Regions from separate parts of the Homo sapiens genome. Here region 1 is linked to region 2. Evidence: chromatin loops called from intact Hi-C (ENCODE). Cell type or tissue: CD4-positive, alpha-beta T cell. All regions are shown on one strand. Each heading gives the region's core, and the rest is flanking DNA. Links, peaks and the distances in the headings are about the cores only.

Evidence for each region. Peaks named below come from ENCODE experiments on the same cell type or tissue, not always from the same donor. Only the 100,000 strongest peaks of a DNase experiment are listed, where the experiment ranks them.
Region 1: it touches region 2 in a loop (2.1-fold over the local background); 29 of 110 quality-filtered maps call a loop at or near these places.

Annotation. Positions count from the first base shown.
Region 1 is chr1:89,120,117-89,124,521 of GRCh38, forward strand. It overlaps GBP2 (guanylate binding protein 2), which reads right to left. Exons shown (of 11, transcript NM_004120.5): 2 at 1,661-1,867; 3 at 1,027-1,154; 4 at 63-172. The coding sequence starts at 1,850. It overlaps LOC112268267 (a long non-coding RNA gene), which reads left to right. Exons shown (of 2, transcript XR_007066213.1): 2 at 1-4,405. Among named protein-coding and RNA genes, the nearest start is that of GBP2, 3.8 kb to the right of the region's middle. RefSeq lists a silencer at 1,550-1,844. In CD4-positive, alpha-beta T cell, for the core only: no CTCF peak of the experiment used is centred there; no DNase peak of the experiment used is centred there; H3K4me3 peaks cover 1,464 bases; H3K27ac peaks cover 141 bases.
Region 2 is chr1:89,068,258-89,072,662 of GRCh38, forward strand. LOC105378841 (a long non-coding RNA gene) reads left to right here. Exons shown (of 5, transcript XR_947575.3): 4 at 1,022-1,158. Among named protein-coding and RNA genes, the nearest start is that of GBP1, 5.3 kb to the left of the region's middle. In CD4-positive, alpha-beta T cell, for the core only: no CTCF peak of the experiment used is centred there; a DNase peak (open chromatin) is centred at 1,854; H3K4me3 peaks cover 1,091 bases; H3K27ac peaks cover 770 bases.

The sequences.
Region 1 (4,405 bases), core at 294-4,293, 52 kb after region 2:
GTGAAAAAATGAAGCTGTTATTTTCTAGGTTTACTGCTGTTCTGGACCACAAAAAAGGATACTGAAGTTGGTCCATGGCCTGCTGGTTGATGGTTCCCATGCTATTGTACACGAAGGTGCTGCTCAGGAGGATGGCCAAGGCAAAGATCCAGGAGTCATTCTCATTGTCACCCTGTAAGTCATTGTAGAAGCCACAAAGAAGAATGACTAGCAGAATGTACAATCAATTCAGATAGCTGAAGACTGACTGAACTCCAACTCTGTCTCTCATTAGTTCTGAAAACTTAGGTAACTCACTTCCTTATGCAGTATTTTTTTCTACCTGTAGAACAAATTTATAATATTTATGATGTATAATTTAAGGTGTTATATATAAATATATGTCAGCAGGAAACACATGAGCACTTGGTAGGAGAAGCTATTTTGATCAGCTACTAAAATTCAAACTGGTACCCTAAACTTAGTTTATGACCCTATTCCATTTCCATGGCACATCATAGTAAGATATTTTTTACACAGTAGTTAAAATAAGCTCCTTTAATAAAAGCTTTCTATGTCTAAGATTTATAACAGTAGTAATATATTATCCTTAATGAGCAAAGATGTTATCATTAGATTTTACACTTTGCTTCTCTTTCTACTGGTGCTGGTGTGGATGTGAACATTTTTACTACCTTTGTGGGATCCCACTGTAAAAAGTCAGACATGTTTGTAAAACGTCTACTGAAGTTTATAAGCACCTTCAGCAGCCTCACCAAAACATTTTACTATAATATGAAAGAGAAATAACTGAAAACATCATTAGCCATTATTTCATAGGTTTACCCATAATTAATCAATTGAACTTATTGTGTACTCTGAATGCTTATACCACACAAATTTTAAGAAATAATATATTAATATAATTAACTAGAGCCCTAAATCAAGGAGTAGGAGTGATTGTGCAAAGATGGTTATCGATCTGACCTGGTTTATGTAGATTTTAATCTACCTAAGTGAAATTTTTAAAATACTTATTTTTTTTACCTTCTCTATATCTCCCAGGCCCTCAGTGTCGAGCAGAACTAGGGTGTGTTCTGGCTTCTTGGGATGAGGCACACACCACATCCAGATTCCCTTGGTGTGAGACTTCACTGTGGAGCCTAGAGAGAAGCCTGTAGAAGGAGAGGATAAAAGGGAAAAGAAATTACTTAGTAGGTGTTTCTGGAAATTGAGATAAAAGTTAACATAATTGAAGTTAAAAGAGATAAAAGAAAATACAACTGGCATAAATCTTAATTACAATCCTGGAAACAGGAAAATTAGATATTTAATACACACTGAAACATTCATATTTTTCTTAAAGTTCATTGAAAGCTTGCTGTCACTACATGAACATTTTAATAAATGTTTTATAAGTCATTATTATAGAAGTTAATTTTCTTTATTAACATTGTGTTCCTTCCAGAAAGGCACATTTATACCCTTAGTATAAAATAAAAGTAAAGTGGGAAGAGTCAGTTGACTGTAATCCTCCAAAGTCAATGTAAAGAGCCCATTAATGGACTGAAAGTTAGCTTTCAACATTCATTCTCATCTCTTTCTATGCTCACATCCCTAAGCTGGATGTTCGCCGTGTGTACGGACAGAAGGGGCTTAGAGCTTTGCTGGTGTCACTCACCGTTTTTCTTCCCAGCCAGCTTGTTCATCAGGTAGGATTTGCCTGTGCGATAGAGGCCCACAATCGCCACCACCACCACAGGCTGCGTAATTGCAGATAGGATCTTCAGAGCTTCTGGATTCACCACCAGCTGCCCTTTAGTGTTATCAATGAGGCTCATTGGGCCCGGCAAGTTGATCTCTGGAGCCATGTCCAGGGTGTTGTTCCCTTGTGTGCAAGGAAAAAGATGAAATGGAAAGCAGTTTTTAGGTAGTTAGCTATGCTGAACTTTACAATATGGGTTAAATTTTTGTTTTCTATGCTTGAACATTTTTTCATATACGTTTTTTAAAGCCTGGTTTCTCTTTAAGGCTGTCTTACAAATTGGGTCACTGGCTTTCTTTAAAAATAACTTTATTTTGAAATACACTTACAGAAAAGATGTACAATGGGTATGGAAAGTTCCCATATATCATTTCCCCTAAAGTTAAAATTTTCCATAACCATAGAACAAGGATTTTAACATTGGTAGAGTGATAACTAATTTACACTCCTTATTCACATTTCACCAGTTTCCCACTAATGTCCTTCTGCTCCATGACCCAATCCAGGATTCCTCATTGCATTTAGTCATTATGTTTCTGTATTTTCCTTGCATCTTTGATAGTTCCTTATTCTTTCCTTGTCTTTCATGTCTTTGACATTTTAGAAGTTGACTGGCTATGATTTTGTAGAATATCCCTCAATTTGGGTTTTTTGATGTTTCCTTATTATTAGATTGAAGTTATACATTTTTTTTTGCAAATGTCACCAAAGTGATGTTCTGCCATTTTCAGTGTCTTGTATTAAGGGATTCATGATGTTGACATGACTTTTTCTGGTGCTGTGACCTTAACTTTGATCACTTGGTTAAGGTGTTCTCTGCCAGGTTTCTCTACCACAAAGTGTTATGTACCATTTTGTCACTAAAAAGTACCATTTGAAGAGACAGTTTGAAGACTATGCAAATAAAGATTCATCATACTTCCATAATTTTTTCAGTCACTATTTTTAGCATCTGTTGATAATTCTTGCTTATAACTTACTGTGATGTTTGACTAAAAGTAATTTTCTATTTTCATTCCTTCTACATTTATTAGAGTTCTAATGTGAGCAAGAACTGCCCTTTCTCCTCTATTTATTTTATTTACTTATTTAATCATTTAGTTGTATCAGTGTAGATCTATAGTAGATCAGTGTAGATTTATCATATGGGTAACACTTTACTATCACTATTTATCTCATTGCTCAACTCGTCCCAGATTAGTTCACTGAGAGCTCCTTCAAGCTGTAGCCCAGGTACTATGGACGTGCTTCCATCATATTTTCAGTGCGTCTTTCCTTCTGACATTACAATATATGCCAGGCTTATCTAATATTTTTTCTGCTTCAGCCTTAGAATCGACCATTTCTCCCAAGGGCTCTGGTTGCTTTCATTGGATAATGGTAGATAGACAACAAGATTATCACACTAGGTGTAGTCATTACTTCTAGGCCCTCTCAGGTGGAAAGTTAAGAAATCTATGTTTATATACCAGCACATGAATACACACATCTACATTTATTTCTCGTCTATCTGTTTCTATATATAAGCTTAAGTTTCTTCTGATATTTCTAATTCCAATTCAACAAAACAAAACTTATTCATGTTTTCCCCTTGTTTTTAAAATCTTTTCTCTGAGTGTGTCATTATACATAATAAATTTAGTTATTTGCTCAATTCTAGTACATATAATTTGTTTTAAAGTTACTAACTCATAAGTGTTTGAAAGATAAATTTGCTAACTAGAGTGCACTATTAGTTAAAAGTTCTTGTCTTTGGTCTTACACATACAGTCAAAACACTGTATTCCAAAGTTGCTTAGACTACTATTTCCTTCTCCATTCTCTTTGGTGTAGTTAAATTATTTATTTGTAATATAGTTAGGTTCATTTGTTGGTTGATTTTAAGTATGCATTTATTTTTGAGTATGCGAAATATCAGAGTTCTGAAAGTCAGAGCTTTACAACAAGCTGTAGTCAGAGAAGTGTCACTTTCCCTTCATCTTGGCACTGCATTCCCATTCCATCTGTCTTTCTATTCTTTCCACTTCATGCCCACTTATCCTCCATAGATATCCAATCTTGTTAGTTTCTAGTTTACCTTTCTTGGACTTTTTTTCATTAATGAGCATATACATGTATATTTTCTTATTCACATTTTCCAACAAAAAGATCACATCACTTAGAAATATGGGAGTCTTTCCCTATCAGTTCGTAGGAAGATTTCTCAATTCTTTTGACAGGCATCTACTCCATTTATGTGGACATAGCACAGTTTATTCAACCGTTCTTTTATGTATAGACTTTTAGATTGTTTCTAATATTTAGCAATTACAAACAATGCTGCAATGAAAACCTCTGCTAACCTTGTGAGTGTTTATTTTTATATTGCTATAGGAGTAACTTTAGGATAGCATCCTATAAGTGAGATTGCCAGGTCAAAAGGTAAGAGCATTTTATTTTGTTGGATATTGCCAAGTTCCTCTCCAGAAGGATGTATCAGGTTGAATTCCCACCAGATCATCTTGTATCTCACTGTTCAGAAAATGGATTTTTTTTCTAGATATGTCACATTTTCTGACTTAATTACAAAATTTTCTTTGGAAACTTTTCACATTCACGTTTAGATATTTGGACTGAGCAAAGCTGAGCTCACTAAGCTCATGTACACAGTAATAGGAACTT
Region 2 (4,405 bases), core at 87-4,086:
CTGGCTGTATGGGATTCTCAAGTTTTATTATTACTCAAAAGATTCTCCCTGATAATGTGGGTATGGGGGTTTCTGAGGATAATTTGGTGGGTAGGAGGTTGGGGAGTGGGGAGTGCTGATTGGCTGGGTTAGGGATGAAATCACAGGGCATCAAAGTTGTCCTCTTGCATGAGTTGGTTCCTGGCTGGGGGCCACAAGACCAGATGAGCCAGTTTATTGACCTGGATGGCAATTGGAGAGGTCTGGAATCTTGTGGCCTCTAGCTGCATGACTCTCAGACCACAGTTTCTAATCTCATGGCTGATTTGTTAGTCTTGCAAAGTTAGTCTAGTTCTCAGGGAAGAAGGGGTTTTATTTTGGGAAAAGGCTGACTAAATTCCTTCCAATGTCAGTTTGGCCTATGCTCAGGGATGAACAAGGACAGCTTGGAGGTTAGAAGTAAGATAGAGTCAGGTCAGATCTCTTTCACATAATAATATTCTCAGTTATAATTTTTGCAAGAAGATTTCAGCTTTAGCTCAGGAATGGCAGAATGAGAAACCCTGGCCTGTCACCCTCACTCTGGTTCACTTGTAGGGTGGTTTTTCCGTGTTGGGAGGGGCAACTGGCAAAGAGCAGAAGCTACCACCTCTGCCCATTCGAAGGGGTCATGGCTCAGAGATATTTTCCAGAGAGAGAGAGGCAGTCCATAAAATCAGAGCTCCAAAGCTTTTCCCACAGAAACTGACTTTATTTGAAAAAGAGTGTGGGCCGGGGGGAGATTCAAGCCTGGAAACATAAATAAAATTTACTACTAGATGACTGACTTTACAAGAAATACTATTAATAAAAGAAGGTTTTCAGGCAGAAAGCAGATGACTCCAGATGGCAATACACATCCACATGGACAAACAAAGAGCACCAGTAAGATAATTATATAGTTATAAAAGACTGTATAAATGCATATTTCTTCTTATTTCTCTTTTTAACTAATTTTTAAAAGACAGTTGTATAAAGCAATATGTATATAATTGTGTTTCAGGCTCATAACATATAGAAACGTGATATACTTAAGAACAGGACAAGAGAGGACAGTAGGAGCGAAGCTGCATTGGAATAAAGAAATGACAGCAGATGTTAACTTGAACCCCCAGGAATACATTAAGAGAACCTGAAACTGTAAGTTAACATAACAAGCTCTATACATTTATACCTTCCCCTTCAGCTTCTTTAAAAGACATAAAATTATGTGAATTAATTATAACAATGTATTATATTGTTTGAACATATATTTAACGTATTTAATAGTATCAAAAAAGTGAGAAAACTAGTATTTTTAGATTTATAAGAGTAAAAATTTTCTCATTGGAATTGATTTAGCATAAATGTGATATACATTCTCATAAATTACATATATGATACACTCTAGAGAAATTAGTAAGAAAATATTAGAACTCAAATCAATAACCTAATCTTTTACCTTAAGACGCTGGTGAATGAAGAGCAAACTAAACCCAAAGCTAGCAGAAAGAAGAAAATAATAAAGAATTTTGGAAATAAAGAGTAGAAATTAATGAGATAGAGAATATAAGACAAAAGTAGAGAAAATCAATAAAATCAAAAGCTGTTCTTAGAAGAGATCAACAAAATTGGCAAAAAAAACCTGTTTTGTTAGACTGGCCAAAACAAAACAAAAAACCCAGCAGAAGAACAGGAGACTCAAATTACCAAAATCAAGAATGAAAAAGGGGACATTACTTCTGACCTTACAAAAATAAAAAAGATTTTAAGGTAATGCTATCAACAACTGTATGCCAACAAATTAAATTAGACATAATGGACAAATTCGTAGAAAGACTCAAACTACCAAAACTGCCCCAAATTGAAAGTGAAAGCAGGGACAAGCTCTTCATTTCTGGGAAATAGACTAGATATTAAGAAAACCACTCTTTTCTGTTTAGTGCAATGTGTTGGGGACAGTTTTTGTGCTTTTTGTTTTTATGTCAGACAGCTGGGAAAAAATATTTAGGGAATTTTTCATTTAGATGGTGGGGATGAGGAAGCATCATTTCCTCACTTTCGGTTCATTTGGTTTGCAGGCTATGGAATTCTTCTAGTAGATGGTCACAGATCAAATTAATTCACAGTTTAGTATTATTACATGATGCAATAATTATTGTATATATGCCTAGCAGTCTCAATATCAGCATCCAATGAACAGACTGAATTTCAGGTGTGGAATGTTTTGATAGTAAGCTTATTTTCACACAAAGAGCTCTATGCAGCTGCCCGTAGAGTGCATAGCAAGAGGGATTCAGTGATTCAGCTGGGGTCACTGAGTCTCATATCAAATGGATGCAAGACCTGCAAGCTAGAAAAACAACCATATGCATGTGTGTGTATAGAGAGCAAATACACTGCATGCACAGCACTGTACTAGGTGCTGAGAAGTGTATGAAGATGAATTAGACACAGGCACTGCCCTAAACTGGACTTACTCTAGTGGGTAAGATTGACTTGCACTCAAAGCATAAAAGCAAAGGCCTGGAGAGGAGTGGAAGAATGGAGCACTGAACACTGAAATATGTAGCCCAAGATTGCACATTGGAAGATTTCAAACTTTTATCCATGAAGAATTTCCTTTCATGTCACCCAAGATTGCACATTTTATGTAGCCCAAGATTGCACATTGGAAGATTTCAAACTTTTATCCGTGAAGAATTTCCTTTCATGTCACTTATGTGAAATGAGTTGAGTTTTAATTTTATAAAAAATGACCTGTCAGTAAAAAACAGACACGTAGACCAATGGAACAGAATAGAGAATTCAGAAATAAATTTACATATTTAAAGTCACCTTATTTTTGACACAAAGGCCAGCAATATACATTGGGGAATGTATGTTCATAATTGATGCTGGGAAATGTGGATATTAATGTGCTGTATGAAAAATCAATTCAAAATGGATTAAATATTTAAATGTAAGACCCCCAGCTTTAAAACTATCACAGAAAAACATAGGGAAAACACTTGTGGACATCAGTCCAGGCAACAATTTGATGGGTAAAACTTCAATAGCACACTCAACAAAAGCAAAAATAGACAAATGAGACTGTTAAACTAAAAGGTTTTTGTGCAGCAAAGGAAAAAACCAACAGAATGGAGAGTCATCTTATGTAATGGGATAATGTATTTGCAAGCTATTCAACTGACAAAGGACTAATATTCAGAATATACAAGAGTCTCAACTCAAAAACAAACAAACAATCTTATTTAAAAAATGGGCAAAATATATGAATAGACGTTTCTCAAAAGAAGACATACAAATGGCTAACAAGTATATAAAAAATGCTCAACATGTCTTAGATCTGGCAGAATGACCGAATAGGAACAGCTCTGGTCTGTAGCTCCCAGTGAGACCAACACAGAAGATGATTTCTGCATTTCCAACTGAGGTACCCTGTTCATCTCATTGGGACTGATTAGGCAGTGGGTACAGCCCATGGAGAAGCAGGGTGGGGGCGTTGACTTACCTGGGAAGTGCAAGGAGCCAGGGTCCTCCCTCTCTCAGCCAAGGGGAGCCCTGAAGGACTGTGCTATTCAGCCCAGATACTATGCTTTTCCCACGGTTTTTGCAATCCACAGACCAGGATATTCCCTCCTGTGCCTACACCACCAGGACCCTGGGTTTCAAGCACAAAACTGGGCAGCTGTTTGGGGAGACACCGAGCTAGCTGTAGGATTTTTTTTTTTGTACCCTAGTGGCACCTGGAACCCCAGCGAGACAGAACTGTTCACTCCCCTGGAAAGGAGGCTGAAGCCAGGGAGCCAAGTGGTCTTGCTCAATGGGTCCCACTCCCACACAGCCCAGCAAGCTAAGAACCACTGGCTTGAAATTCTCACTGCCAGCACAGCAGTCTGAAGTTGACCTGGGACAATGGAGTCTAGTTGGGAGACGGGCGTCCACCATTAGTGAGGCTTTGAGTAGGCGATTTTTCTCCTGCTAAGGAGGCTGGGAAGTTTGGACTGGATGGAACTCAACACAGCACTGCAAAGCAGCTATGGCCAGACTGCCTCTCTAGATTCCTCCTCACTGGGCAGAGCATCTCTGAAAGAAAGGCAGTAGCCCCAGTCAGGGGCTTATAGATAAAAAAAACTCCCATCCCACTGGGACAGAGCACCTGGGGCAAGGGGCGGCTTTGGGCACAGCTTCAGCAGATTTAAACTTTCCTGCCCGCTGGCTCTGAAGAGAGCAGTGGATCCTGACAAGGAGGATTCTCCCAGCACAACGCTCGAGCTCTGCTAAGGAACAGACTGCCTTCTCAAGTGGGTCCCTGACTAGGAGAGACCTCCCAACAGCGACACCTCATACCAGAGAGTTCCAGCTGTCATCAGGCCGGTGCCCCCCTGGGACATAACTTTTGGAG